Linked DNA regions of Homo sapiens: all the other regions are linked to region 5. Evidence: chromatin loops called from intact Hi-C (ENCODE). Cell type or tissue: GM12878. All regions are shown on one strand. Region 1 has its middle 63 kb from the start of LINC02404. Region 2 has its middle 4.0 kb from the start of LINC02397. Region 3 has its middle 18 kb from the start of CLLU1. Region 4 has its middle 97 kb from the start of LINC02404. Region 5 overlaps LINC01619 (long intergenic non-protein coding RNA 1619). Region 6 overlaps LOC105369905 (a long non-coding RNA gene).

Region 1 (5,000 bases), 220 kb before region 5:
CAGATGGTAGCGAGGTTGTGGAGAGAAAGGAACACTTTGACACTGTTGGTGGGAGTGTAAATTAGTTCAACCATTGTGGAAGACAATGTGACTATTCCTCAAGACATATGGGCAGAAATACCATTTGACCCAGCAATCCCATTACTGGTTATATACCCAAAGGAATATAAATCTATTATAAAGACACATGCACACAGATATTCATTGCAGCACTATTCACAATAGCAAAGACATGGAATCAACCTAAATGCCCATAAATGATAGACTGGATTTAAAAAAATGTGGTATGTATACACCATGGAACACTATGCAGCCATAAACAGGAACAAGATCATGTCGTTTTCAGGGACATAGTTGGAGCTGGATGCCATTATCCTTAACAAACTAAAGCAGGAACAAAAAATAAAATACTGCATGTTCTCACTTGTAAGTGGGAGCTGAATGATGAAAACACATGGACACATGGAGGGTAACACACTCTGGGGCCTGTCAGAGGGTAGTGGGTGGGAGGATGGAGAGCATCCAGAAGAATAGCAAATGGATGCTGGGCTTAATACCTTGGTGATGGGATAATCTATGCAGCAAACTACCATGGCACATGTTTACCTTGTAACAAACCTGCACATCCTGCACACGTACCCCTGAACTTAAAAGTTGAAAAAAAATCTTAAAAAAGTAGAAACTCTTTTGTGCCTTGCTGTTTCACTACCCTGGGACTAAAGAAAGTGAAACTGTAGGCTTCTGTGATCCGACTTGCCTCTAGGACAGTGGTTCTTGACCTGAGCACCATAACAGTCCAACTTGGAGATGTGCAGAAAGTAAAACCATACAGCTGAGTAGGGGAGAGCCCAAGCTAAGAAGGCAAACCCCAATTTTATCTCGTAATGGCTGTTTTCCTTTGAGCAAATTTCCTGGGCTTTGGGTGAAAAATGAAAATAATAACAATGCTTCTCTCATAGCACTATTGTAACAATTAAATGAGATCATAAACACAAAGCACCTAACTCAGCCAATATAACTCCCACTGTTAATTTGTACTCAAAATCAGTAAAGAACCCAGGTTGCAAATATGTGTGTGTGCACTCATATATAATTGATTTATTTTAGACACATTATCCCTATGGCAGCATGACTGTTACTTTTCTGCTATGGTCCAAATAACTACTTCATAATTCATTTATTTTGTCAACTTTAATTTTTTTCAAAGTGGACCACTTTTCTCTAAGCTTGTCATCTACAAATTATGGGTGCTTTTAAGACAGATTACACATGTTTTTTTCTATTCTTAGCTCCTCTTGTCATCTGCACTCCAATGTGTAGTAGAATAGATTGTCTATTGTAGGCTTTCTGTAAAATATTTTCAAATGAATAAATAGCTACAAATTTAAATTTTGAAAAAAATGTAATGAAAATTTTTTATCAAAAGATAAAATGTGTTCATTTGTCTCCAAATATTTTAAGTTGAGCATACCTTAACTGAAATATCTATGTCACATTTTCCTTCTTAGGGAGCAATTGATGAGAGAGTTTCTATTTCATAAAATTGTTTAACAGTCAGGAGGATGCTGAAGGACTGACAGCTCACTTATTATGATTTCCTATTTTTTAAAATAGGAAACTAAAATCCAAATTGACCTAGAGAGTTGGCTTACCAAAGACTCAAGTCATGTTCATCAGGTTTCTGTACCAGGCTGCATTTAATCAAAATCTCTTGCTAGCTACAGAGCTACAGCCAAGATCATGGTTAATCTAACAGCTTCTAATGGATTTAAGAGTATTTGTGTTTATTGAGAAAGAAGTACATTAGCATTCACTCCATCATACCCTCTCAAAATCTCTTCCCCTCCTTTCAAAAGTACACACACACACACACACACACTTTTTACACGCTCAGCTAAGAGCCGCTTGTAAAATCCATCTGGCCACCAGGGGGCCACCAAGAGAATGAAAAACCAGAACAAACTCCTGCCTAAGAGATCCCCCTTATTTTGTCAAGAAAACAATTGTGTGGATTACTAGAATATAAAAAATATTGTCTTCCAGAAACTGGAATCTTTGTTTAAATGACAGCACTATAGCTGCTTAATGTCATTCTGCCGGTAAAATATAGTGTAGCCCACGAATTTAGATTCAATACATTTTCATTCACTAACTGAATTCAAATCGTCATTTTCTTTCAACAGTAACTGGATATTCTACAATTTTAAGAAATTACTATTCATTTTTATTAGATAAATTGTACTGGGGATAGTTTTTTTAAAGTTCTTAGCTTTTAGAAATATATTTTAACTATTTATTTATTCATAGGTTTGTGGCCTAGGAGCAATAAGCTATACCATATAGTCTAGGTGTGTAGTAGATAGACCATGTAGGTTTGTGTAAGTACAATCTGTGTTGTTCACCCAATGATGAAATCACCTAACAACACATTTCTCGGAACATATCCTTGTCATTAACATATCACCTTATGACTGCATTATAAGAATTTGGGGACATTAAAAATTATATAGAAATGAATGTATGTACACATAGCTACACTTATTTCCCCCAAGGTAGAATATTGTCGTGTTGGACCACTGCTGAAATAAGTGCTTTACATGCAAACTACAGGCAGATTCCTTCTTTCCTCCAAGTGCATCTGTGCCTTAAGGACTTCGAGTAGTGACTGTCAAACAGTATCCTGCCTCAGGGGATATCTGGCAATGTTTGGCAACATATTTGGTTGCTACAACTTGGAAGGAGGGTGCTGTTGGCATCTAGTGGGTAGAGGCCAGGGGTACTGCTAAACAATGTGCAGCACAACCTCCAAACACAGAATTATCCTGCTCAAATTATCAGTAGTACCAAGGTTGAGGAAGCCTGTCTTAGAGTCACATTATCTTAGATCTGGAAGGAGCCTTAGTTCCATACAATACCTTCATACTTGAGATCAGAAGGCAAGAAAGGTTTCTTTTTTTTTTTTCTCAATAAGTATAGAGTCCAACATTTCTGATACTGAATTAGGCCTGAGTCCCTGAAAATCCTGTTAAAAATAGCTCAAGGTAAATGTGTTTTCGTCAGATTTATATTTTGTGGTATATAGTGCTCTCAACTGAGAAGATTCCAAACTCAAAGATACCAGTGTGGTTAATTTTGGCCTCTCCCTTGTACAAAGTAAGTGCTCAGGAAAGTTGTTGAATCAAATCCAGGTAGTACTCACTACAATAAGAAACTTGATTTTTTTCCTCCAACAATTTGGATCAAAATTCATTGTCCGAATTTGATATGTTGAAAGAGATTGTTTTGGGGGGAAGATTTATGAATGTTCATGGTCATCTTTAAACATGGGAAATCAATTTAAAGATCCATTTTCAGCACTTTTAAGTTGTCTTCTCCCAGTATCATTCAAATCACATGGAGTCTCCATAGAGTTATAGAGTGGGATGGAGATAGCAAGGCTAACCTACATTAGGTAATGTTAAAGAAATAAACATATCTAAACATACCAACATGATAACATAACAAGGACATATAATTTCAATATATTAGTGATTTATATAGGCACTTCAAATGGTCTTGAAATAGAAAATCAAGCCCAAAACATCCCCAGTAGATGTATGGATCTGAGCATAGAAGTTCTAACAACTATCCACATCACAAAAACAGAGGTGACCGGCCATTACATGCCCCTTGTTGGAGGAACACATCACTTCCTTTGTATTTCTCCCCATCTCCCCAAAAAGAACTGGAACATTATCAAGCTATGTAACTACCGATTTACAAGAAACCCAGACTACAGGACGTTCTGTGGATCAAATGACCTATGTTCTACAACTAACAAATTGCAAAAAAGTTTGCAAAGAAATGAAGATGAGGAAGGATGTTTAGATGAAAGAGACTTAAATGACACATTAATCAAAAGCAGAGCCAGGCATGTAGCTCAAGCTTGTAATCCCAGTGACTCAGAAGGCTGAGGTGGGAGGATCACTTGAGGCCATGAGTTGGAGACCAGCTTGGGCAACATAGCAAGAACCGCCCCCCACATACTCTAAAATAAATAAATGAAAGCAGGCAAAACTAATCTTTAATGTTTAAAGGTGCACATTTGGGTGATAAAACTGTAAAGAAATGAAAGAAAATGATTAAAGTACAAAATAATAATGTCTTTTATGAAGGAAAAAGAGTGCCTTGATTGAGATAGGATACCTGAAGGATCGCTTGGTTCACAATCAAAAGTCTCTCTCTTCATCAGAGAGATATAGATGTTTAATAATTCACTAAGCTCACACTTTTTTTGCAGTTTCCTGTATATTTTATAATAAATGATACTCTAAATTTTACAATAAATATTTTATTAAAATTATATTTTATTATAAATAACTGTTTTACAAAAGCAAATGACTTCTGGTCTAACATTTACTCACATATCCCAGGTGATCTCACAGACTTGAGGGAATCACATACAAAAGTTCTACACAGTGCCCGCAGTGCCACAGAGTGGGCATTGCCCACCAATATTGGCATGATATAAGCAGAGTTTGAGTTAAATGTTCTTAAACCATACTTTTAACACAAACTTTTTCCTCATATTTGCAGTCTCTTAGTACTTTAACTGACACCAGCTGGGAAAAAAAATGACTTTCTAATATAAAAGGTAGTAGGTGTTCCCATAATTGTAGTGCTTAATTACTATTTCTACAACAGTTTACTACTATTGAAAACTCATATCTCTAATCCATCATGTATAATGATAAGTACGCATGTTTAGCAAAATTACATTAGCATTTCATTAAATATACAGAGTAAAATGGGTGACATTTCAAAAGCCCTAATGACTTGTCGTTTGCTGAAATTGTTGAAGCCAGCAACCCTGATCGCTTTGCTCATTTGTAGCCCAGTCTCGACTATCCATGGGTAGATTATCCATAGGAGACATTACATCAAAATTCACATTAACAGTCATCCTTTTGGTCTACAGATGTGAGTCCAGAAGGACACTTTAGAAAACATTTGTTCCGGTG
Region 2 (5,000 bases), 430 kb after region 5:
GCTCTATCAGAGCTGCTACCACATCTGTGTTGGATGTCATGTATAACCAGCGGCTAGTTCCATGCCTGGTACATCATTGCTTAATATCTTTTTGTTGAATGAATGAATGAATGGATGAATGACAAAAATTCCTAATCAAATTTTCTGTTGCTACCTTTTATACTTACAACTTAATATTACATCCTTATACTCTAAACTCATACATACTTCTATAAATAGGAGAAACTTTACCTACAGAAATAGCACACTAAGATTGTAAGCAGGAGAAAGATAACTGAAGTTTTTCGAATTTAGAATCTATTCTGGTCACTTTCTAATGAGTTCCAGAATCTATGTTCCCATATCTTTGGGAAGCAAATAATTGACTGTTAATAGCTTTTCAAATATGTCATCAGAATGGCAGATGAGGCCTGAAATTCTCAATGGATTGACAAAAAGCCCCTGTCCTCTTGGTAGAATGAAATATAGTACTTGTAACACTTCCTTACTTCCCCCAAATTACTTATTCTTTAAGTTACAGAAAAGGAATTCCACAAACTACAATGAAAACTCAAAGGAAGTAATTACTTTAGGTAATATACAAGTTAATACTATGTCTTTTGTTTGGTTTTTCTTCAGACAGAAAATAACCCAAACTTTTTTTTTAATTCATTCTTGAATTTTAGAAACCATTGTTAAAGTATTAATCATTTCTGAGCCATCCGTAGATTGAGTTTATTCATCCTTTCTTTAAGTTCCTCTCAACAAACTTAGCCATGTTTTATGATGTATAAAACATGCTAAAATATTTTTAATCTAAACCAAAATGGATTTTGGTCAGGTATGCTGACCCTGAGCAGTCAGTATATGACAGGGAGACCAAAACAACCCAACCAGTTCTGATTTTACACAAGTTCCTTGCCTTCTCCTTTAACATATATCGGAATTGCTACCTTAGATGGTTCAGTGTTATGGGAAGTTGACAGACAGAAAATGCAGTATTATATTAGGTCAAAGGTTGACAAACTTTTCCTGTAAAGTGAATATTTCAGACTTTGTGAGACATGTACTCGCTGTCACAATGACACAACTAAGCCATCTTAGAGGGAAAGCAATCACAGACGATATATAGGTGAATATGCATAAGCAGGTGCCTTACTTCAGGCTGCTGTCACAAAGTACCATAGACTGGGTGGCTTACAAACATATTTCTCACTGTTCTGGAAGCTGAGGAGTCCTAGGTCAGAGTGTCTCTCTTCTCAGTTACAGACTGCTGTCTTCTTGTATCCTCACATGGCAAGAAGAGGACAAGAGAGCTCTCTGGAGTCCCTTTCATGAGGACATTAATCCCATTCATGAGGGCTAAAACCTCATACCCTAATCACCTCCCAAAGGCTCTACCACCTAATAAGATCACACTGGGTGCTAAAATTTCAACATATGAATTTTGGGAAGAACACAAACATTCAGTCCACTGCAGTGTGCTATAATAAAACTTGATTTACAAAAGTACACTGTAGGCCAGACATGGCTTGCAGACCATAGTCCGACAACCTTTGAATTAGGTGATCACTACAACATGTAAATGAATATGCATTGTGTCTTAGTTCAGGCTGCTATAACAAAGTACCATAGACATGGTGGTTTACAAATATGTTTCTCACAGTTCTGGAAACTAGGGAGTCCTAAGTCAGAGAGTCCCTCTTCCCAGATATAGACTATTGTCTTTTTCTTGTATCCTCACATGGCAAAAAGAGGATAAGAGCACGATACCTAGATGTATTTGTGATGGGGAGTCAGCCATTTTAACATTTATTAAACACCCACTAAACTCCAAGGTTTCCAGACAGTGTCATAAATAAGCTTCACAACTGATCTGTATTCAGTAGATGTGAAAATTGAAACTGCCTGGTTATTAATCTGTGTGGCCAGGCCATGAACCCATTCTCTTCCGTCAGGTTCAGCCCTTAAGCACACATGCCACAGAGTCAAAAACAACCTAGGTTTGAATCTTGCTCAGCTATTTACTGATGGTGTGCTGTATGGAAAATTACTAGACCTCTGTGTATCTCAGAATCTTCCCCTATCTCATGGAGTGGCTAGGAGGATTAAGAAATAAACCACAAATAGCACTCGCTTAGAACAGTGCTCTCTGCTCAACGCATGTGGCTAGCTTTGACCACAATTCTGCAGACACTTCAGGTTCCAGAGAGTTCTTTCAGAAGTTCCACAAATGTTTGATTTAAATGCTGCTAAAAAATATTTTTCACTACTTAAAATACCTTAATAAAAAGAAACATATATTCATGCAATGTATACCAAATTGAACACATATTCTCATTCTATATGTTAACTTGTGTTGTCAGTTAACTTTTACACAGACATTGAAGCAAAGCTTTTCCTGTTCTTCCTGTTTATTTAAAAATTTTGCAGAGAATTCAAGGTAAGCTGATAAAAATAATTCTTACCATTGTAACCACTTAGCTGTGTGAATCAGAATTGTCTTGACACTGTGCAGCTGAAGTAAAAACAATCTAAAATTGGAGGCTGAGGTGGACATAAGATTCTCATCTCTAATATTGTGTTAATCAGAAAAACTTTATTATTCCCATTGATTGGCTTTACAATAAGTAAATGTTATAAATCGGTTTTAAAGCCTTTATATGAAAATGACTCACTTTTTCTGTTTTATATATTTAAGGTTTCATGTAAATTTTCATTTGGAGCTAAAAAAGACATTTTTCAGCAGAAACATTTAACTAGTACTTAACTAGTCAAGATCTGCCTCTTTAGATTGGGGCTTTTTTTAGATCAAGACTTGATTCTTACGTATCTTTTTTAAAAATTAGACTCTGATAATTAGGTCAAGACAAAGAGTTACCCAAGCAGAGTTCTTCATTCTCCTTTACTCTCCTACCCACATCATTATGTCCTAGTGGCCTTAATAGATATTTTCTCCTTAGATCTTTATAATAATCCTCTGAGTTTGCCAGGCAGGTGATATTAGTCTCATAAATGAAGAAGGTGAATGAGACTCAAAGAATATAAATGACTCCCAAGGGCATATGACTAAACAAGTGGTAGGGTCAAGACTCAAATCAGAAGGCTTCTGACTACTAATCGAGAGTTTTTCCCACCCGTTTTGATGTCAAAGATGGCTGAGATTTTGGGGAGGGGCTTTGGGAGTTCAGAGGTGACCCTTTAGCCACTGCTGAAGCTGATAGAGATGCAAGATCAGTAAACATATCTTATTCTTTGTTTGTTTTTCCATAGGTTGGCTAGGCTTTCTAGTGATTAAAAAAAGCAATGTAGACACTTGTAAAGTGTTTTAATTTATTGTCCTGGACTCTGTCTCACTTGTTGCAAGAGTCATTTGACATGACGCCTTGCTAAGAAATCCACACGTAGGTCTCAAATTCAGTCCTGGTTGATTTCCTAGGGTCTATGCTCCATGAGGGCAGGGACAGTACTAGATATTTGTGTCCACAAACATCTAGAGGCATCCAATTCTTATCTGTTCATAAATATATGATAGAATCAACCATCATTCTATACATTTTTCTTTAGATCTTTTTTCCTTTTGCTACCATTGCTTTTTGGACCATTATTGCAGGCATATCATAAACTTCCTTGGTAACTCTTGGCATTTTGGTCCTGCCTCCCTCAGATTTTTTTCTGCATAATCTCAAAGCATCCAGCAATGCTTCTCCAGCGCCTCTCAGAACAAGGCCCAGATTATCCTCCTGGGATTCAAGTTTCTTCATGATATGGGCATGCCTTATGAATACACCTTCGCTCTGGTCTCATCACCGTCCCTGCAGTCCTCTCTCTATATGGGACATGCTCATTGCTGCTTTGTGTCTCTGCCGTTGCTTGTCTGTTTGCCAGCTTTCATTTCTCTACACAGATCCAAATTGTACCCATGATTTCCTACCTAATTCAACTCTAATTTTCTATGATCCCTGCCCCAGTAATTTTAGCCCATAAGAATTTTTATAGCACAAATTTTGTACTTAATGACACTTGTATTATTTCATGGGTTAGTTAGTGCAATCTCTATGAGGCTGTAGGCAATCAAGTAAGATATTTAAATTGTACCCACATTGTCCTACCTTCCCACACTGTAGACACCTACTAAATTGGAGTAATGTGTAATAAAATAATTTATAGATTTAAGTAATTGAAATCATCCCAAGGCACAGAGAGAACAAACAAACATATTCCTGAGACATGTCTAATTCATGTGCCATGGTTATCTTGAGATAATTTTCCACTGTACTTTTAATAAAAGAGACACCTAAATTATTTCATAGTTTGCTTTTGTTTTTCCTCCTTGAGCATTGCCATGGTTATTGATATTTATTAAATCAAATCTGCCACTGAAGCATATATAACCACTCAAGAATGAATTACAGCAAATATTTAACTGCCTGCCTGCCTTTGAATTGGTTAATCAGAATGAGTGATGCATTAGCTGGTTCAACTCCTTTCACCTGGAAAGATGGCTATCGATTCCCTTTATTGTGATTTAAAAGATTTGAGGAAAGTCTAAAAGCATTTCAAAAGATTTCAATAAGTAAGACATAATTCTGCTTTTCATAACCACTAAATGAAAAAAAAAACTAAATACAAAAAAGATTCTTCGAGTAAAATTCTGTCATTCTCCACTTTTTATTGTGTTAAAAAAATCAACTATAATATGAGTGAAAGTCAAGTTCTGCTGGTATGTATGAAATGAGAAGAGAGGTGCTGTAGGTTATTAATAACAGGGGATGTTTTGTACCTGTTCTGGAAGATGAATATGCATTTTTGTGTTGGAGCCAGTCCATAAGTCAAATTCCTTTAAAACAGGCAGAGGCCAGCCTTGTTCTGGCTGCAGCCTGCACGGCCAGAAAAACAGAGGAAGAAGCGCCTTCCACCAGCATGAAATGTTATCCACTTTGATATGTAAACATTCTTCCTTCACCTGAAGTTGATGTCAGGGTAACTAAAACACAAGAACTTGGTTGACTGAGCAGAAG
Region 3 (5,000 bases), 370 kb after region 5:
AAACAGCCCAGGGAGATATGATTTCAATTCTCAGCTCCATCACGCAACAGCTACTGGACCCTACATGGAGTATTGCTCCTTCAGTCTTCATGGTAATGGTGGTGATGGTGGTGGCGGTGGTGATGGTGATGGTGGTGGTAGTGGTGGTGGTGTGCAGGTAGAATGTTTATACTTCACAGGGTTGTTGAGAGGAATGAAGAAAATAAAGTTAGCCAAGTGGCAAACCTAGCGCCTGGCACAGAGTCAGAATCAGCCCTCAGCACATTTAAGTCTTCTCTCCTCCAATTTCTTTTGCTTTTCTCCTTAATATGGGTTGTGAGGGTACATCCTCATCCTGACAGTCTCTCCTTGAAAAATATTATATCAAGTGTGACAATATTGGAAGATTTTCTTCCATCTCATTTAAAGGGCCCACAGATATTCAAAAGAAGAGTCCCTACATCATTAAAAAAAAAATACTCAGACTCATAGCTCAGAGTAGCAACACACATATCAATTTCTGATCTGATCAGGAAAAAGGGATATTTTAAGTCAGTGTAATCAAACCACATGAAACCAATTTTCCATGTGTTTCCCAGTGTTTGCCCTTTCCATCAAAGTTTTTTCATCTGTGTGGTAACTATCAATGTACCCAGTTGTCTCGGGTTGGGGTTTATGCCTGAGCAATGGACTGCCTTATGTTCAGTGGTAAGAAACACAAATGCATAGCCACTTTGGGAAAGTAACCTGCAAAAGCAAATTGCCCTTGCTTGGGCTGGGACTCACCAACAATGTATGGGAACAAAGATTGGTATTAGGAGACCCTTTTTGGGTAAGCTGTGCCAGACAGACAGGCTTACCAGATTGCAAAGGAGATACCAGATCAATCTCCTGGCAGAGCAGAGAAGGTGAAGTGCATGTGAGATGATGGAACAAGTCTAGGTTTGGCAATCCAGACATGCGGATTTAAATGCCAGCTCCTCTCTTGTTAGCTGTGTTACCTAAGGCAAATTTCTCAACCTCTTGAACTTAATCTATAAATATGGAAATAACATTGTCTACCTTATACTATTGTTTGAGAAATTAATGGAACTATATATCTAAGTCATGTAAAGTACCAAAGAATGTACATGATTGTAAGAGGAGCCCAGTGAATGTTAGCTCCCTTCTAGCATTTCAGGAAGAGATGGCACTTGGGTGTATTGCTGCGGTGGGAAATTAGAAGGGTCTTGCTGTCCTCTGTCTAGCAACACCTGAGATTGGGTGCCTGAGAGGGAGGGAGGACTAACAGATCCAGTTTTTGATTTCTTAAAAGGTGGTATCATTGTTATCCCTCTCCCTTCTATTCTCCTCCTTATTTTTCCACTACCTCTTTTTCTTCTCCTCACCTCTCCCCCTCCTTCTTCTTCATGTTCTTGTTTTTCTTCTTCTTCCTCCTTCTCTTCCTCTTCTTCTTTTTCCCCTTCCTCTTCTTCAAATTTGATTTAAAGGTAGAATTGATTCCTTTCAACTGAAATACGTGGCTTATTTACAGCTATTAATGATATAATAAACCCAGAAAATAATTAATGATTGCTTGCAAATTGAATTGGATTATACTAAACTGTTGGTTCCTCTGCAATACAGTAGCTTTACTTGGTCTTTATGAGCAAACTGTCATATGCTAGGCTTTCTTCACAGTTTGAAGATCTCTTTTGGTATAATTTAAATTCAGTTTATGAACTCTGGGCACCACCTCCTACAAAGCAAAGGAGAATGTATCCTTGGTTGTTTTTAACTTAAGGCAAGTTCATATGGGAATTACAGAGATGAAATATGACTACCAAAGTCCTCTCAGTGACAGGGGACATGAAAGCAGCAGTTAACCATACAGGAGAGGCTTGGCAGAAGTTAGGGGAGGAGTTTTCACATTTCCTTATATTAAATTTTGTGCCAGAACCAACCATTTAGGTGACCTAGAAGTGTGCAACTAAAAATTGATACTTGTTTTTTTGTCATAAAACAATATACCCCACTGCAACAAATTCAAACAATATACTCTATTATTATTTCTTTATTTATTTCTTCTGCTGACATAAATTGTTTGGGGGCAAGCTGAGAGAGTTTTCTTCAACAGAATTTTAGTCAAAACTACATTACACCTGCTACCAAGCAAAGCACTCTCAGGCTGCAGTTTCCCTAGCTGTCATGGATAGAAACAAGGTTATCACAGTGGAAACTATGCCCTTATTCAAGAGTAATTCACTTTATAGCAGCCAAGTCTCTAACTGCAGTCCAAGGATAAAGAAATCAAGAGCAGTGATCAGATGACATCCAAGGCTTGAAGCAGCTTAAAGATCTTCCAGCAAAGTCAGACTTTCTTGGGTGACTTCTCTCAAAGTCTTGGGGATTAGCTTCCAATGTGTTTCTATGAAAGGGAAATGTTGAGAAATAAAATAAAGTGGTGAAAGGTTAGGATTAAAGAGGATTTTGTTCAATGTTGAGCCCTGTGAAAATATCACATGTTCAGATGAATTTGAAAAAGTCCAGTAGACTCTTAGATAAAAAAGAAGTATGTGTAGATAGAGGTGGCTGGTCAAATGGAAGCATTAATACTGCTGAGATAGATGGTGACTGATTAAATGGAAGCAGCCACACATCCATTCATTTCTCTGAAAATTAGCAGCTGTTGGCTGATAGACACCTTTCCTTCACATGCTCTTGCTGAAGTGATAAGAAGTGAAAAGAGCTTGAGGCAGGACTATTTTGAGTTCCAGGCGATCTGTGTTGCTATGAGATCTGAGATTAGTGGTTAAGTTGGTGCCGGATGTCATCCAGCAGCTGATCATGAAACCTCTAAAAGTTAAGTTCATTTCTCAGAAATCATCTGAGCATGTGGGCTGTTCAAGAAGGTGATTGAATTGCTGTTTCTTGGGATTTCCCCACCCTCAGTCCAAGTGAACTAAAGGGATTAATGGCCTTGATCCTGTAAGCATTTTTTTTACGCACCATGTTAAAATGTAACATGTTCTGTCCTTTTGTTCGAGGAGCCACTAATTCAATTGTTGCCCAAAACTTTATGCTGATTACTTTGTAATTATACCAAAATACCATTTTAGCTTCTTATTAACCACTGAGTTAAAAGACATTTATAGAAGCATGAGATGTCAAAGTCAGGTGAATTAGTGAAAAGTAGGCACAAAAAGTTATGGGATTCATGTAGCCTGAAATTTACATCTGTGTAAACCTTTGGCAGTTTGGCAGCTAAGTCTGCAGCCTCTGAGGGTGGTAAATGGCAGGAACTATGCCCATGTGTGAATGGTAATTTGCATTCTATAGTTAGGAGTGCCTATTTAACTGCCCCTGGCACTATGTAATTTTCTGTGCCTCAGCTTACTCTTCAGTAACATGTGGTAGTTAGTAATATAGTACCTATGCCACAGCATGTTCCTCACATGTAGTATGTGCTCAATTAATATTAACTATTAGTATTGCTACTATCGTTGTTGCTATTACTACAGAAAAGGCCCATGCATCCATCTCAAATGACTCATACCAAAGACTGACTTTAGTAAAGAAGACCAGGAAGGTTAAGGATTAGCCTTCAGAGTCAGGCTTTCATAGTCACAAAGATAGTGATTGGGGGAGTAGTGATAATGGAGGAGCTATTAAGAAGGAACACCATTCTTGATCTGAAGAGACAGTACTTAGAACAAGTATTTCAAAAAAAGAATGCTACCGTTTCCTAGGTTGGTACACTGAGGCTTCTGGGGCTGGAATCTGCTTATTTATGAGATAGATTATGAGAATCATAGGTTTGTAAGGAGCCTTCAGGGTCACCTAGTTCAGCCACTGCTAGGTGAGTTTTCTTCAATAAGAATTTTAAACCTGCCTAAAGTGTTATCTGTGGTATCCACCCGCTTCTTCTGCCTTATCTTTGGTCTCCTTTCTTGTCCTTCTCAACCCCACACAATGTGTCAGCACACACAGTGAAACTCCCTGTCCAAAAGGAGAAAAGGCTAAAGGAATTCACATTGAAACAGTTGTGCTAGGCTTCATCCCAAGAATGTGTGCTGGTGTATGTGTGTGTGTGTGTTTTTAATAACTTTTCAAAAATAGAAAAAAATTTCCTAAATATCAGCTTAGTAATTTTCCCTGACACTAGTCATTTATAATGCCAGGGAAAAGACATTTACACTAACAAATGAGTCTTGATCACTCTCCTTGTGTTCTAGGAAACTGTATTAGCCACGGTTAAGTAGTAGGAGGGCTTTGAGAATGCAGTAACTTCCATTTAGATTGAAAATACAAGATCAAATAGAATATACTAAAAGTGTATAGGCATAAGTATAACAACCTTCTCTTGGGAATATAAAACCTTATAGCAATGCAAGAAATTTGGCTTAACAATTACATTTATATAAAATTTTAAAACTTTTTGTAGAAAGTAAGATTGATATATAGTAACTGGGTGAAGTGGTGAGTGAAAAAGCTAATGTGATCCTAGTGTGTCCGGAATGGGTGGGTTCTTGGTCTCACTGACTTCAAGAATGAAGCTGCGGACCCTCACGGTGAGTGTTACAGTTCTTAAAGGCAGCGTGTCCGGAGTTTGTTCCTTCTGGTGTTCCGATGTGTTCGGAGTATCTTCCTTCTGGTGGGTTCGTGGTCTCGCCAGCTCAGGAGTGAAGCTGGGGACCTTCGCGGTGAGTGTTACAGCTCTTAAGGCAGCGCGTCTGGAGTTGTTCGTTCCTCCCAGTGGGTTCGTGGTCTCGCTGGCTTCAAGAGTGAAGCTGCAGACCTTCGCGGTGAGTGTTACAGCTCATAAAGGCAGTGTGGACCCAAAGAGTGAGCAGCAGCAAGATTTATTGCAAAGAGCAAAAGAACAAAGCTTCCACAGTGTGGAAGGGGACCAGAGCGGGTTGCCACTGCTGGCTCCCGCAGCCTGCTTTTATTCTCTTATCTGCCCCCACCCACATCCTGCTGATTGGTAGAGCCAAGTGGTCTGTTTTGACAGGGCGCGATTGGTACCTTTACAATCCCTG
Region 4 (5,000 bases), 260 kb before region 5:
TTATCCCTAAAGTAACGATGATAATACCTCCTTCTAGGATTAGAAAAAAATAATAAAGTTTTATACATAATAAGCACATAATAAAGTTATTGTAATGAATTTAGTTTCTAGAGGTTATTATTATACATTTAAAATAAGAATGTACTTAATGTGGATTCAGATGCCACAGAAAAATAAAATCTGAGTTCACATGTAGCTGAATGCTTGGGTCACTAGAAACACTAATCATAGAGCAAGGTTCCCCACTATTGCTAAAGCAGTGGATCATCAACCACATTACAAGTTAGAAGAAGGGCATTACCCTCCCCTGCTTGCTCTTCCTTAATGTCAAAAAACAATAAATACATAGAAGAGACTGACATCCATTATCCTCTGGCCAAAAGAATCAAGCCTTCCCTGCCTTTTCCTGCTTTTCTAGTTTCCTTCAAATTTCCCTCCAAACTGATCTTAAAATTGCAACCAACCCTGCTCTCTGGCTCTTATCGCTTCCAGTCTAATATGCAATTTACTTTTCCTTTTGGTATTTATTTTCTGTGTTCTCCTCACAAACATGTAAGTTCCACAAGAATACAGATTTTTATTCACTGATGTATTTCAAATACCTAAAACAGTGCCTAGTATTGAGTAATATTTATTGAATATAGAAATAAAGTTTTAGTATTGTTTTGCAAAGATTCTATTTTGAAAAAAAACAGCACAAAATAGTATTTTTGGGCTGAATTCATAAAAATTATTGAAGACATTTTAATTAATGATAAATTAGCAGTTTAAATACAGTAAACTAAAACAAAGCAAGCCTATCTTTTTCATTGTTTTGAGCTCTTGATTTTGTTTTTACCTAAAACTGCTTGTTTTAGTTGAATCATGCTCTGTTTTCCTTTGGTCGTTCAGCAGTGATGTTTTCTGCACACAGGTCTTCAAATAGCTATGAAGAACTTGGTTGTGTGTTTGACTATCTTTTTTCAATTAAATTTCCTCAAGAACACAGTCTTTCATACATGTCCTGCTCAGGGAATAAACTTGAAGTTCTGCAGCCTTTTTTTTTTTTTTTTTTGAGACAGGGTCTTACTCTTTTCCCCAGGGTGGAGTGCAGTGGCGTGATCTTGGCTCACTGCAGCCTCAAACTCCTGGGCTCAAGCAATCCTCCCATCTCAGCCTCCCAAGTAGCTGGGACTACAGTCATGTGCTGCCATGCCTGGCTAATTTTTTTTTTTTTTTTTTGTAGAGATGGAGGGGTCTCACTCTGCTGTGTAGGCTGGTCCCAAACTCCTGGGCTCAGGTGATCCTCCCACCTCAGCCCTCTAGTAGCTGGGACTGCTTGTGGGAGCCACCATGCCCAGCTAATTTTTGTATTTTTTGTAGAGATAGGGTTTCATCATGTTGCCCAGATTGGTCTTGAACTCCTGGGTTCAAACAATCCTCCCACCTCTGCCTCCCAAAGTGCTGGGATTACAGGTGTGAGTCACCATGCCCAGCCGAGTTCTATAACCTTGAGGACTGTAAATACCTATAATATTTGGCCTTCATCACACAATGGTGTATTTTAAAGAATGAAACATTTAGGGTCTCTGCATAGCTTCACAGCGATGACCTACACCAGGGTTTCTCAAAGTAATGTCCAGTAGTTCCCCTTATCCAGTAGCCTTGATTTTACTTTCCAAGACTTCAGTTACCTGTAATTAATCACGGTCCAAAAATATTAAATGGAAAATCCAGGAGTAAACAAGTCGTATGTTTTAAATTGCGTGCCATTCTAAGGAGCTGATAAAATCTCCCAACGTCCCCACTCCAACTTGCTCAGGACATGAATCATCCCTTGTCCAGGTATCCATCTTGTACTCACCACATGCCTATTAGTCACTAGTCACTGTCTTGGTGATCAGATTGACTGTTGAAGTATCTCAGTGCTTATGTTCAAGTAACTCTTATTTTACTTTTATTACAATAGATCAATTTTATTACTAGTTAATGCTGTTGATCTCTCACTGTGCCTAATTTATAAATTCAATTTTATCGTAGATAGGTAGGAAAAAAGTAGTATATATAGAATTTGGTACTATTCAAGGTTTCAGGCATCCGCTGGAGGTCTTGAAACATACCTTCTAAGGACAGGGGGAATAATGTATATGCAAATCACACGGGAATATTTTAAAATGTACTTTGTGAATAGGGAGAACTGGGGTGCAGCCCTACATACTGCATTTATAATCAGTTCCCACTTAATGCTGATGTTATTGTTTCAAAAAACACCTTTTGAGTAGCAAAAGCCCAGATGACAATTTCTTATTTGCATTAGCCTATTTCCTCCTCAGTTGAATTTCAATTTGATTTCTCAAAGGGCAAAAGGGGAAGAACTTATACACATATGTTTCATAGTTTAAAACCTAAGTCTGGTCACATTTTTACTCAATGATATTAAGTATAGATTTCAAGTTTGCATACAGTAGCATTTACTATAAAATAGGAGAATGTTACTTTTTAGGAATAATCTAAGGACAGGTGTAGATGTTATTTTTTAATGAGGTTCAAATTTAGCACTGTAATGAACCTCACTGAAAAAGTAAAGCAGGAAATGGCAGATTTGTTTTGATAGAAACCAAGAATTTTAAGTGTGTGTTGGCTTTACACTGTCTTTGAAACTGTGCTATGAAAACACAGGATCCAGGAAATGAGCCCAGCCAAGTGATTCCACTCTCTAAAGATGTCAAAGTCGGTTCTCTGCAATATCCAAATGTTCCTCTTTTGGAAGTGAAATGAGGAAAGGCCTATATAATTTCTAGCTGAGTAAACGAAGAGTGCTTTATTCTCTTATAAATCAGTTACAGTCCCTTAAATAAAAGCATGCTTCCTCCTGAAAGCAGCTGAAAGTTTCATCTCTTTAGAAGAGGCTTTGTTTTCTCTGAAAATGGGCAGGGGGACTAATTAAATTAATTTTTCTTTGTTCCTTTAAGAAAAATAAACTTAAAGAAACGGAGTATCTGGGTGTGTATGTGGAAGAAAGTGACTAGCTCTGATGACCAGGCACGTCACAGTTTCTTGTTTTGACTCAAGAATGATAAAACAGTAATGGCTTTGACCCATTGCCCTGCTGATGTGCTGATATGAGTTTGCCATTGGTCACTGGAAGATCAAGGTCTGCCTTTCTGCTGACCAAGCATTCTCCTAACTATTAGTCACTGTCTTCACTTAGAGCTCTCTTTCATGACTCAGTGCAGCTCTCACATTTGGGCTGGGCAAAACGGAAGTTCTTACTTAATTCAACCTGCTGCAATAAAAATTGAAACAAACACGTCGCATTCTCCTTTTTCTTAAAAATTTTGGTAACATCACTGTGACTAGAGCAGTTAGAGAAACTCTAAAGCAGAAAATAAGAAAATCATTGCTTAATGTGGGATTTCGATGTGGCAGAGTGAGAGTTTTTACGGCTATACTGACACAGAAGCATTTGCCTTTGAAAATGGGTAAACTGAGCTTAACATTTTCATGAGGCAAATTAGATGTAATATCTCAATATCTCATAATTTTCCTCTCAGAGAACATCTGTTTTCTGAAGGAAAGCTGGCAAACCGTGTTGCAATTAGAAGCTGAGACCATTTATAGTGAAGTGAACCTCAGATTACTGAGGTTGACACTCTAAAGCAGGGATTCTTTACCTAGGAATCATGCCTATATTATTACACTCTGAAATCATGTAGGACACTGGTGTAATTTACTAGGAGAGGGGACATTAATTTTCATCTTTGTCCAATGGTTCTGTGATTCTCCAAATAGGTGAATAACCATTTCACTAGTGTCTATCAGCATTTAAAACATTCATGACTTTGAGCTAAATATCCTGTTTCCAGGGATTAATCCTACACAAATATTTATCCTGGTGAACAAGATATTTTAAAATATTATGGCATGTTTATATTATGGAAAACTCTAGTAAGATTAAAAATAATAAAGCTCACTTGGGAAACTGTCTAAGATGTATTAACTTAAGAGTAATTTGTTCATCAGATAATCAATTAAGCATCAACAATGTCAGGCACTGTGTTTGCTACTAGGAATAAAAGTAAACAAATACTGACCTTTTTTATTTTTATGATACTTGAAGTCTACAAGAGATCAATATGTATTTATAATATGTAAATAAAAATATGGGTTAGTGATTGCTTGCAGGTGTTTATTTACATATACTTATCAAAACTCTGGAAGCATATATATCAAGAAGTAAGATTTTAAAATCTGAGACTTGAAAAGGAGATGAGGAGAGATTTTTAGTTTTTTCTTCTATTTTGTTTGATTTTATTAAATACAATATATTACTTTTGTAATACCTCAATGCTTATTTTAACCATTTATTAAAACTCTGGGCTGAGGTAGGGAAATGTACAACATTAAACTGAGTGTTGGCTCTGGTTGTTGCAGTCTTCACAGTAAAAAAACAACACATAAGTTTTGGGTTTTTTTTTTTTTTAATGAGTTTTTGACTGATCTTAAACAACCGGCTAAATTACGTTTTGTATTTAAGATAATTTTGTCCACTAGATCACTATTCTGTTCTTGTACACACAAACCCTCTGGTCTTCAAGAATGTGGCTGACATATCAGATAGTTTATGAATCCACAGTGTCATTTGGTGTGCAAAACACTGACCTTAACCCTTAAAGAATAATCAATTATTGGGGTTAAATCTGCAAGTGTTTTATTTAGTATCTAACCACCAACTATATGCCCTTGAAGAACTTTTCTGGTATTATTTTTTTACTCTCCAAAAGCTCAGGCCTTGATACTTGAGTATTATTTATGTCATATTTTACTTATGTAAGTCTTTGTGTGAAGGCCTCCAAAGATATCGTGCCTATTTTGTGATCTTGTTGTTTATAGACTCTTCTATGAAAGCAAAATATATGCATTTGGCTGAGTACATTTGGAGCCAAGGTAGGGGAGCTGGAATAGAAGAGTCCTTGAATGGTATTTGAGCATTATCTTTTTTAAAGAAAACATTTAAAAAG
Region 5 (5,000 bases):
TCTACTTGTTTACAGCTGAAGTGAGCCCCCAAGCAGTTATAGATTAAATTAGTTTGCATCAGGTAAATTGGTTTCCACCAAACTGAATGAAGGCACAGAAGCTGGTTGGGATTCTTCTGTTAAACATTGTCTAGTCTCGGAAAGCAAAAAATAATAATAATGAAAGGAGGCACTAACAAGGAAATGAAGTAAGTTTAATGCCTAAAAATAGCCATGCTTAGTAAATACTCATTTCTCATCCTCAGTGAGTCCCTTTGTAAACTGCAGTTAAAAATGAAGGCTTAAGATGTGCAATCCAGGAGCTGTCAGGCCTAACTTCTATCAAGTATCACTGCTTAGTTGATAGCTGGTTGAGCATAGAATTTTAGAATCAGACATATCTGGTTTTCATCTGGGTCTACTTCTACTCATCAAGGGATCTTATGAAAGTGAATTAACCTTTCTGAACCTGTTTCCTTTCTTAAAAAGAACTATTGTGATAATTAAATAAGAGAATGCATATAAAGGTTGTATACAAGTTTTGTCACTTAAGACATACTCAGTAAGTATTATTATTATTACTAAATCAGTATATTAATCAGGACTCAATTGATTGTAAGTAAAACCGATCTCAGTCAAACTGACCTAAACATAAAAGGAAAATTGTTGCCCCACATGATTGAAAACTTCAACGGCAAGTTAGATTCAGGCACATATGGACCTGGGCACTGAAATGAAGCCCCAGGTCTTGATGCTCACCCGAATCTTTTTCCCCACCTTCTTCCATCTTGTGCCTTTGTTTTGCTGTTTTGCCTTCATTCTTCTGCAGCCTTTTTTCAGAACAATTCTACACTTATATTTTCCCACCTGAGAAACCTTGGCCCTATCAAAAGCTCGCTCTCTATACCTCATTTATTGGATCATATGCCCTTCCATCTCTGACCAATCACTGTGGCAGAGAGATAGAGAGGAAGAGAGAGAGGGAGAACTCAAACTGACCAAGCTTGAGTCGTGTGCTCAACCTGGAGCTGGAGGGTGATGCCAGCCACACTAAACCCACAGAATTGAAAAAGGGAGAAGGGAGTGACCCGAAGAAGATAAGGGGGGCCTGTTACTCAAGAAAGAGAGCATGAATGCCAAGCAGATATACTTGCAGTCCAAAACTTAACTTTTGTTTTCTTAAAGATAGTTGCCAAGAAACAGATGAAATGCAAACTTCACCTTCAAACTGAGAGAACAAGGTCTGCAAAGATGGAACAACTTCTCCCTTCTAAGGTGAAAGAAATAGGAATATTGGATTCATAACCCCTTAAGATGTTGACTTGCCATAGGTATCACCAAAGGACGTTCCAAGAATAGAAATGTTCTTGATGTCAAGCTAAAGTTTACATGTAGCTGGCCCTTTTTGGTCACCACATATGGTTTGGGCACGTATTTATTTTGATTCATTTTGACTCTTTTAAATATGTTTTATCTGTATTTTATGTTGAAAATATATCTATCTAACTGCTTTCTTTTTATATGGCCCTAACCATGTCTCACTCAGAAATAGTGTCCCTTCATTCTAATGTGACTTCTTCCTAGTGTTTCACCATGCGGTGAATGAAGAGGGGTGCTGGAAATGTCCCCAGATGTTCTAACATACTTGCCAAAGCTGATTACAGCATTTTTGTTTAATTAAAACAAACTTACATGACATATTTCTTTTCATAAAGGTAGTTTTTGTTTAATTGTAGAAAAGTTAGAAGATACAAATAAGGGAAAACAAGGAGAAGAAGGGAGAGAGGGAGACATGAATGAAGAAAGAGAAGAAGAAAGGAGGGAGGGAGGAAGGGAAAGAGAAAAGAAGACTTGCAGAGAAAACTTATCATCCCCAGAGAAGCCATCATTAGCATCTAAATGTTCAGCTTTTCAAAGCCCCCACCCCTTTTTTTTAACTATATATGGTGGGGTTATTTTTACAAAAATGTGATCATAGTCTTTTTTTTATTTTTATTTATTTATTTTTTTTGAGGCACGGGGCTGGCTCTGTTTCTCAGACTGGAGTGCAGTGGCTTCCTGCAGCCTTGAACTTCTGGGCTCAAGCAATCCTCCCACTTCAGCCTCCAGAGTATGTGGGACTACAGGTGCATGCTGCCACCACACCTAGTTCTTTTTTTTTAGTAGAGACAGAGTCTGCCCAGGCTGTTATCAAACTCCTGGGCTCAAGTGATCCTCTCGCCTTGGCCAACCAAAGTGCTGGGATTACAGGTATGAACCATTGCACCTGGCTGAATCATACTTTTATAACTTGCTTGTTCCACTACTCCATATATCTAAATTATTAAATATTATTTCTACTAAATTCTTAATACTAGGAGTTCTTAACCTTTGAGTGATAGACAGGTTCCTGTTTAAATCTCTTTATATTACATGAAAATGTTGAGCATATGGAGATTTTTCTAGGGAGATGGTTCACAGCTTTTATTGAGCTCCCCAAGGGTGCCCACAATCAAAAATTTTTAAGGCCACTGTTTTACACCCTCATTTTAAATGGTAAAAATAGATATATCTGGAAGAGATATAAACAGACACATATCATGATTTTTTTAACCAAATTCTTGTTACACATTTAATTCCATCCCACTTTTGAACTATTATAAACAATATGCAGTGAACTTAGCTTTTAAAACTTTAACTACATAACTATTTCCCGTGATACTGGCAGAAATGACATTGCTGGGAATTTTTTCAGTGTGAAGTAACACAGATTGACAAATTGTCACAGCACTTAACAAGTGACTTTTTACACCATAGAACCCACCTTGTTCAGATACTACAGCTAGAACTGTATCATGAGAGAGCCACCCTCCTGCACATACTGCAGGAAGGAGCAACATTTCCTGCATTTGTTTGGTTTTGTTACCGACTTGCCGCCCTGCCTGCCACTTTGAGGCACAGTTGCAGCGCCTCTGTTTACATTTTTGGAGGACACGTGGACAAGCCCAGGCAAAGCCGAACAGCACACGGTACATCAATCACACAAGGAACATCTGCTGATTCCCTTGGGGGAAACAGAATGATTCCGAGAGTTGGGGCACTGCCAACGGGAAATTCACACAGATGAAAGCAACAGAATTCATGCTTGCAGTTTCAAGGGGGTGGAGGAAGGAGGAGAAAGAGAGTGGGTAAGCAGCAAGGTGAAATACAGGGTTCCCCCCCGAGTCTCACTTGTTACATATGAAAAGGTTTAAATCAGTGTTTTAAAATATCGGAACTGGAAGTTGTGAAAGCAAAACTATTCTTTGGTTTCAGATGTATTTTCATCTAGAGACCTTATTAAGGAATTTGCTAGAATAGTTTTAGTGACCCAAAAATAAATATTGATTGGTTCTGTATGTATTTATAAAAGTATACCTGGTCTGGGGGATCTGAGGCTACTGGATCATAAGAGAGTACAATGAAACCAGAGTGTGCTAACCTGCACATCTTGAAGGACTAACATCTTCCAGGTTTGCTGTTGTTTACGTGCTGCCTGTGAAAAGCAGAGTTTTGAGTGTTTTCAGCACCAAAGTCCCCTCAAAGCAAAAGAACAAAACCATCAAGATGTTATTGGTAATTCATAATCTGAAGCTGAGCATATAAGAATTTGTCTTTTTTAATTGTGGATACATTGAATTTGGGCTCCCAAATGGTGTTCTTATGATTTCAGTTTTTCTCTCAGAGAAAATACTGTACCAACAAGCCCTGTCAGAAGTCACCTCCAAATGCATGGAATACCAGGAATGACCCCTCCCTTCCTTCAGATCTGATATTTCCTTGGCAAGCACTTTTTCTCAGACTATCTTGCCATCGAATTTCTATACCGCCTCAAGATGACACTTTGTCTAGCAAAAAGTGATGCAAAGCTCTTTTGCAAAAGCCCCTCAAATTAATACACCTTACATATTTTCACTAATAAAACTTTCCTTGGAAGCCCCATATGTGTAATTATGCTTTCACAGATGTAAACAACTAAAACACAAGAAGATTAAATGATCTCTCTGAGATGACCTAGCAAATCATCCACCAAATGCATGATGTCTGACAACTTATGACATACAAATGCTTACACTGACAACTCGCCCTCATCCTTGTTTCTGTGCAGAAAAATAAGGGAAATCGTTTACTGGCCCAGAAGACCTCACGATGGCAAATTCAATCAGATCCTCATTAACCAGATCAAAATGAGGCCTGACAGAGTCTTCATTAGATCTACAAAATCCTGTTCGTTTTAGCTCTGAGTCTCCTGACTTGTCCGTGTCATCATAAATTGGTTGTTTTGAAGTCAGAGAGGACAAAGTGCTTGCAGATGATGGTCACCCTGCCTGACCTATAAGGACAAGGTTCTGTTAGAAAAAATGAAACAGTGCAGCAGTGGCAAGGCCTGGCCAAAGAAATAGGTTTGCTAACCGGCAAGAAACAGAGAAAAGAAAAACCCAGTTATTTAAAAATACTGACCAAAATACTAACAACTACAAAGACATTGTCCCAGTCCCATCACGGAAACCAATGTAAACTTCTCTTGTGAAGCTGAATTACAGGTCACTTAAGTTCTATTACATACATTTTACATTCCCAGTCAGAAAAATGGCATCCTCTATATCTGAAAAAATTCATCTAACCCCAGATGAAGTCTTCTTTTTTTTTTTATAATGGAATTAAATTCTGTCACTTTTTTTAGCAGTGGTGCCAGCGAGACCAGCCACTGAAATAAGCAGAGTTAATGGCCATTGAGTTAACGGACTTGAGAGGGGCCAAAAAGCCGGCTTGCCAATGTGCCCGTGGCTTCCACCATAAAGTCACTCCAATGAATGGGGCACTGCATTTCCAAAATTCTCCTGTCACAAATGCTAATGTTGACCTATCACAGTGCCCAGGCCATCACAGACACTCAATGTTTATTGAATGAATAAAAGAATGATTGTTGCCTGTGAATGATAATAAGTTTTGATTATATTGGTTAGATTCTATTCCAAAAATATGTAAGTATCTGGAACATA
Region 6 (5,000 bases), 540 kb after region 5:
CTGGGGGAGGGATAGCATTAGGAGAAATACCTAATGTAGAGGACACGTTGATGGGTGCAGCCAACCGCCATGGCATGTGTATACCTATGTAACAAACCTGCACGTTCTGCCCGTGTATCCTAGAACTTAAAATATTTTTTAAAAAATAGATAATATTGGTTACTATTTTACTGTTAAAGATCAAACCAGGAAGACTAACAGATAATTAGTAGGAATTATGAAAAATAAGTAACAAAACGGGAGGAAAGCAAATTGCTAATTTGAATGATAAAAGAGATTCTGTTCAATTGAAAGCCTTAAGATTTCAGATGGGAAGAGCCCACCAGTGGCTGTAAAATGACTTCTACCACGTGATCACGGCTCAAAGGAAAAAGCAGAAAGGAAAAGCAGATCATATCATCTGCAAAAGAATGAGAATCAAGCTGGCATTAAATTTCACATTAGCAATACTAAATGCTCAGGAAAAAGGAATAATGCCTTTAAAATTCTGAGGAAAACATATTTTTAAACTATATTCTCTATACCTAATTAAATTACTATACAGGTGTGAACATAGATCACATTTGCATGTACTGATTTTCACACATTCAAAGAATCAGAAAAGCTGCATCTCACATACAGTTTCTTAGGAATTGTGTTGAGTGTGTCTTTCAATAAAAGGCTGGAGTTCCACAAATGAGGAAAGCAGCCCAACAAAGAAGAGACAGTTGTATAGGAGGCCTAGACAACAAGTACAGACAAGAGTAACAGGATGAAGCACTCTTCCCTGAAGTAGCTTCAGAAGAAGGAAGTTTCTGGAAAAATTTTAACCAAATCTCTGATGCAATGGACAAAAAAGTTGGGCACGTAATAAAGGCAAATAGTACTTTTAAAAAGCCAGTTAGCAACTTCAGAAAAATTAAAAGCTGTACAAGACAGGAAATATAACAGCACACTTCTTGACACTGTGATAAACAATACTGTTTTGAGTCCCCGTGTAAACACTATTCATTGATTTACAAAGTTACAGACAAAGATGATGGAATTACAATTAGAGAGCAGAAGGCAAATCTTACTAATCTCAACATCATGTAGGAACAGCAAAAACGGAGGGAAGCAAATTGTTAATGTGAATGATAGAGGAGAGTTTGTATAGCTGAAATACAAGATTTCAGATCAGAAGAGCTCGCCAGTGGCTGTAAGAAGACTTCCATCTAGGATCATGACTTCAAGAAAAAAGCAGAAAGGAAAAGCAGGTTATCTGCCAAAGAATGAGGATCAAGCTGGCATTAAATTTCACATCAGCAATACTAGATGCTCAAGAAAAAGGAAGAATGCCTTTTTATTGGGAGATGGAAGTGGAAGAAAAGGACTGAAAAGATGAGGACTCACAATAAATTGCTTACTGTTAAAGGAACAAATGTTTTCCTTACATAACCAATAAAGGTCTAAAATAGAAATATGACTAACGGGAGATATTGAGTGACTTAAGTTACATTCTCATCTGTCAGTGTAGGAAAACAAATATCATATATAAAACTAATAACTCAAGAGTTATCAATGTAAGCATATTATTCAGAGATAGAGAGGTTACTAACCAAAAAATGCTATAAAAATTAAAAGTTACATGTGTGGAGAGACATTGAGGATAAGAGGAGTGGGACAGGAATGATTACTCTTCAGCTGGAGTGCTTTTGTCTTTTGTTATTGTTGTTATATGGAATTTTCTCTTTTTGATAAAATTTTTAAATGGTTAATATAAAAACTCAAGTATACAAATGTTACTAAGACATGTGCAATCCACTATTAGACACAGTTGATCAAATTTATGTAAAACTTAAGCGACAAAGTATTCTTCTACAATATATTTAATGCTGAACATGATTTCAGGACAGGGAGATGCTCACTTTATTTTGATAAACAGCCATTAATTCTCTAATGTTCAAACCCAACAAGATGTAGAGTGTTCTCCAGTATCGCCTTCCATTTGGAGACATCTGTGCTCATTGATCTACAAAGGGCAGGGAATGCCTGATTATTTTATTATGTCATTTGCTACTACAGGAATTATTCATGATCATTTACCAGCAAGCTGAGAACACGTGGGGCTGATATCTTGATTCAGAACACCAAGCCTAAAAGGGATACAAGTACTTAGTAAATTTAGAAGCCGATTCCACTCTACCACCAGCACCCCCTTCATCTTACCTTTAAACACATGCATTTATCACCATCTACCTTTAAACACATGCATTTATCACCAGAAACTGTATGTGCATTTTGCAAAGAATGTCCTTTTGTGCAGCAGAGAACAAAGGGATTTTTCTGCAAAACGATACTGAAACCTGATCACTGATGCATACTCTCTTGCCAGCATCTTGCCTATTGAATATCATCCCAGCCTATTATTCCCATATTGTTCTCTTTGGAAAACAAAAAGATGAGGAGTCCATTTAAAGTGCTCAAACAGCACCCTCTGCTGGTTGAGTTTAAGCTGAAGATTTGATGTGTAGCAGGGCTTAGTGACACATGGCAGAAAGAAGAAAAGAAAGCAAGGGAAAAACTGTAGACCAGGATGCATAAGGCAAACATAAATAGAACTCCATCAGTAATTTTGGTTACATATAAGGAAACGGATATTTTAGGCATCATAGCACATATATAGTGCAAAGACACTGTATTAATTCCTAATAGAATACTCCGTTCTTACAAAAAGAATATATTGAGCGACTTTGCATATTACCTTCAAGTTCTTTACTTTACAAAATAATTCACAAATTCCCCCAGTGAGTTCCTCTAGTGCTCTGAATATGTGGCATGACTTACACTCTATCTTTGGGTAACATATTAACTGTGCAAAACTAACTGCAAACTGTTTCTTAGGTCACAGACCAGGGCTCTTCATGATACCAGAGATACCTGCACTTACGTGACGTGTTTTTAAGTGTTTAGGAAACATTCAAAATTAATTTTTAATGTCTTGCTAATATGTAAGAAACAAGGGTTTGGAGATGGCAAGATTAATTTCTCCAACAAAGAAAAAAATGAGTAGCATATGTTCTCCAGGGCAGGGGATCTGGAGATCTGTTTTGCTTAATATAGTATAAATTCTTAATATATTGAGTAGCAATTAAAAACAAGTGCAGTCTTACATTTTAGAAGAGTGGAGCTAGGATTTTTTTATATCTTTGACTAAAAATCAATTAGATATTCAGCTCTCCCTGCTTGCCCAGGGAGTGGAGTTCACTTCCCATTCTCACTAAGCGTTGGTAGCAGAGAAAACAGTCAACAGATTTTAGACAGTTACATAGTGAGACACCCTACGGGCCTTTATTCTGTTTCCTCCAAAGTAAGAGCAGGGGAAATTTAAATGTCCACAGTCACCAAGCCATAAAGTACATGAACGGCACACACTGAGTTTGAGGAAAAGCACGTGATCCTCTTGGTCTATCTTTAATTTTTGGTGGAGACAACAATATCAAGAAACAATTATCCACTATAAGAAAAGCAACAGTGCAAATATGATGATAAACGATAACTGAAGCCTTGCTTTGATGTTAGGGAGAAAATTAGGAGTAGGAAGACTGATGAAATGGAGAGTGTGTGCCTCACTTAAACTGGCCAGATACCGCCAGATGCGGTAGCTCATGTCTGTAATCCCAGCAATTTGGGAGGCTGAGGTGGGCGGATCACTTGAGGTCAGGAGATCAAGACTATCTTGGCTAACACGGTGAAACCTCATCTCTACTAAAAATACAAAAAATTAGCTGGGCGTGGTGGCATATGCCTGTAGTCTCAGCTACTCAAGAGGCTGAGGCAGGAGAATCGCTTGAACCCGAGAGGCAGAGGTTGCAGTGAGCCGAGATCACGCCACTGTACTCCAGCCTGGCAACAGAGTGAGACTCCGTCGCAAAACCAAAACAAACAACCAAAAAAACTGGCCAGATACTTAGCACTTGTCATTGCAGCCATGAAGCCCACAGGGACCAGGGTTGCCACATCATTTGATGATTCAAGAGGAGCTTGAAATCAGAATATTTACTCTTTGGGGCTCAAATCTTCACAAAAGAGTCTGTGAGCCAAAACAGAAAAATATTTACAAACTAAATTTATCCCATGGGCCAGCAGTGTCCAACTACCACAGACTCAAAGTTCTTTCCTTCTGCCTCAGGGCCTTTGTACATGCTCATCATTCTTCCAGTAATTTTCTTCTCTCATTCCCCCTGCCTTCCTCCTAGTTAACTACACTCATCCCTCTGATATTGACTCAATTGCCACTGCCTCCAGGAAGTCTTTTCTGATCGCTAGATTAGGTTAGGCCTCCTTGTGATATGATCTCCCACTTTTCTGCATCTTTTCATCATAGCACATAGCACAGTTTGTAATTATATGTTTATTTGTATAATTTGAATTTTTTTCTCCTCCACCATGAGGTCAGAGGCCATGTCTCTGTTGTTCAGCAGCACATTGCCTATAATAAAGGAGGTATTGGTAAATAATTGCTAAATGAATGGTTAATAACTTTAAAGTAGCTCTTCATAGTCATAGCTGGAGCTATTCGTCTGTGATTAATATCACAGGAACCCTTAGATTTGGGCATGAAGGTGGGAAGGTCTGGGTTTGAATCTTAAACAGCCTACTTACTGTCTGAGTAAGTTGCTGACCCTCCCAGAATTTGTCTCCTCATCTAAAAAAAATGGACCTCAGATTTGTGCTGAGGACATACCTAAATACTTTTACAGTACTAACACCTAGTAGTTGTTCAATAAATGCTAATTATTATTATTATCATTACCTTTAATATTAATAGTCTACTCACATTGACTTGCCCACATCCCATCTGGTCCCAGTGGTGAGAGTTTGACAGATCTGAAATAATAGTCCCATTTCCATGCTTTTGACCTCAGAAGAGCATTCTCCCAACTAATAACTAGACACAAATATCTGGACTCTACTCTGTATTCAGGAAATCAGGCCTGGAAGAGGTCTTATAATCCAGTGTTTTAATCATAGAATTTTAT

The links. A loop is a pair of places that touch in the nucleus more often than their neighbours do. Peaks named below come from ENCODE experiments on the same cell type or tissue, not always from the same donor. Only the 100,000 strongest peaks of a DNase experiment are listed, where the experiment ranks them.
Region 1: a loop joins it to region 5, with 2.9 times the contacts of the local background. A loop is called at or near these places in 7 of 110 quality-filtered maps.
Region 2: a loop joins it to region 5, with 2.7 times the contacts of the local background. A loop is called at or near these places in 2 of 110 quality-filtered maps.
Region 3: a loop joins it to region 5, with 3 times the contacts of the local background. A loop is called at or near these places in 7 of 110 quality-filtered maps.
Region 4: a loop joins it to region 5, with 5 times the contacts of the local background. A loop is called at or near these places in 2 of 110 quality-filtered maps.
Region 6: a loop joins it to region 5, with 2.7 times the contacts of the local background. A loop is called at or near these places in 4 of 110 quality-filtered maps.

What each region holds. Positions count from the first base shown.
Region 1 is chr12:91,809,969-91,814,968 of GRCh38, forward strand. No RefSeq gene overlaps it. Among named protein-coding and RNA genes, the nearest start is that of LINC02404, 63 kb to the right of the region's middle. In GM12878, a CTCF peak has its summit at 1,933 (motif pointing right); a DNase peak (open chromatin) is centred at 1,903.
Region 2 is chr12:92,460,214-92,465,213 of GRCh38, forward strand. No RefSeq gene overlaps it. Among named protein-coding and RNA genes, the nearest start is that of LINC02397, 4.0 kb to the right of the region's middle. In GM12878, no CTCF peak of the experiment used is centred here; a DNase peak (open chromatin) is centred at 2,008; H3K4me3 peaks cover 1,618 bases; H3K27ac peaks cover 4,577 bases.
Region 3 is chr12:92,401,210-92,406,209 of GRCh38, forward strand. No RefSeq gene overlaps it. Among named protein-coding and RNA genes, the nearest start is that of CLLU1, 18 kb to the right of the region's middle. RefSeq lists cis regulatory regions at 2,469-3,002, 3,633-4,082 and an enhancer at 2,791-3,040. In GM12878, no CTCF peak of the experiment used is centred here; a DNase peak (open chromatin) is centred at 2,772; H3K27ac peaks cover 3,567 bases.
Region 4 is chr12:91,775,984-91,780,983 of GRCh38, forward strand. No RefSeq gene overlaps it. Among named protein-coding and RNA genes, the nearest start is that of LINC02404, 97 kb to the right of the region's middle. RefSeq lists an enhancer at 2,341-3,540. In GM12878, no CTCF peak of the experiment used is centred here; DNase peaks (open chromatin) are centred at 2,268, 2,748 and 3,098; H3K4me3 peaks cover 1,078 bases; H3K27ac peaks cover 1,128 bases.
Region 5 is chr12:92,032,106-92,037,105 of GRCh38, forward strand. The region is part of intron 1 of LINC01619 (long intergenic non-protein coding RNA 1619); the gene reads right to left. Among named protein-coding and RNA genes, the nearest start is that of LINC01619, 110 kb to the right of the region's middle. RefSeq lists enhancers at 2,868-3,162, 2,886-3,195. In GM12878, no CTCF peak of the experiment used is centred here; a DNase peak (open chromatin) is centred at 3,036; H3K4me3 peaks cover 1,233 bases; H3K27ac peaks cover 2,553 bases.
Region 6 is chr12:92,568,096-92,573,095 of GRCh38, forward strand. The region is part of intron 1 of LOC105369905 (a long non-coding RNA gene); the gene reads left to right. Among named protein-coding and RNA genes, the nearest start is that of LINC02397, 100 kb to the left of the region's middle. RefSeq lists an enhancer at 2,427-2,556. In GM12878, CTCF peaks have their summits at 2,194 and 2,466 (motif pointing left); a DNase peak (open chromatin) is centred at 2,376; H3K27ac peaks cover 2,318 bases.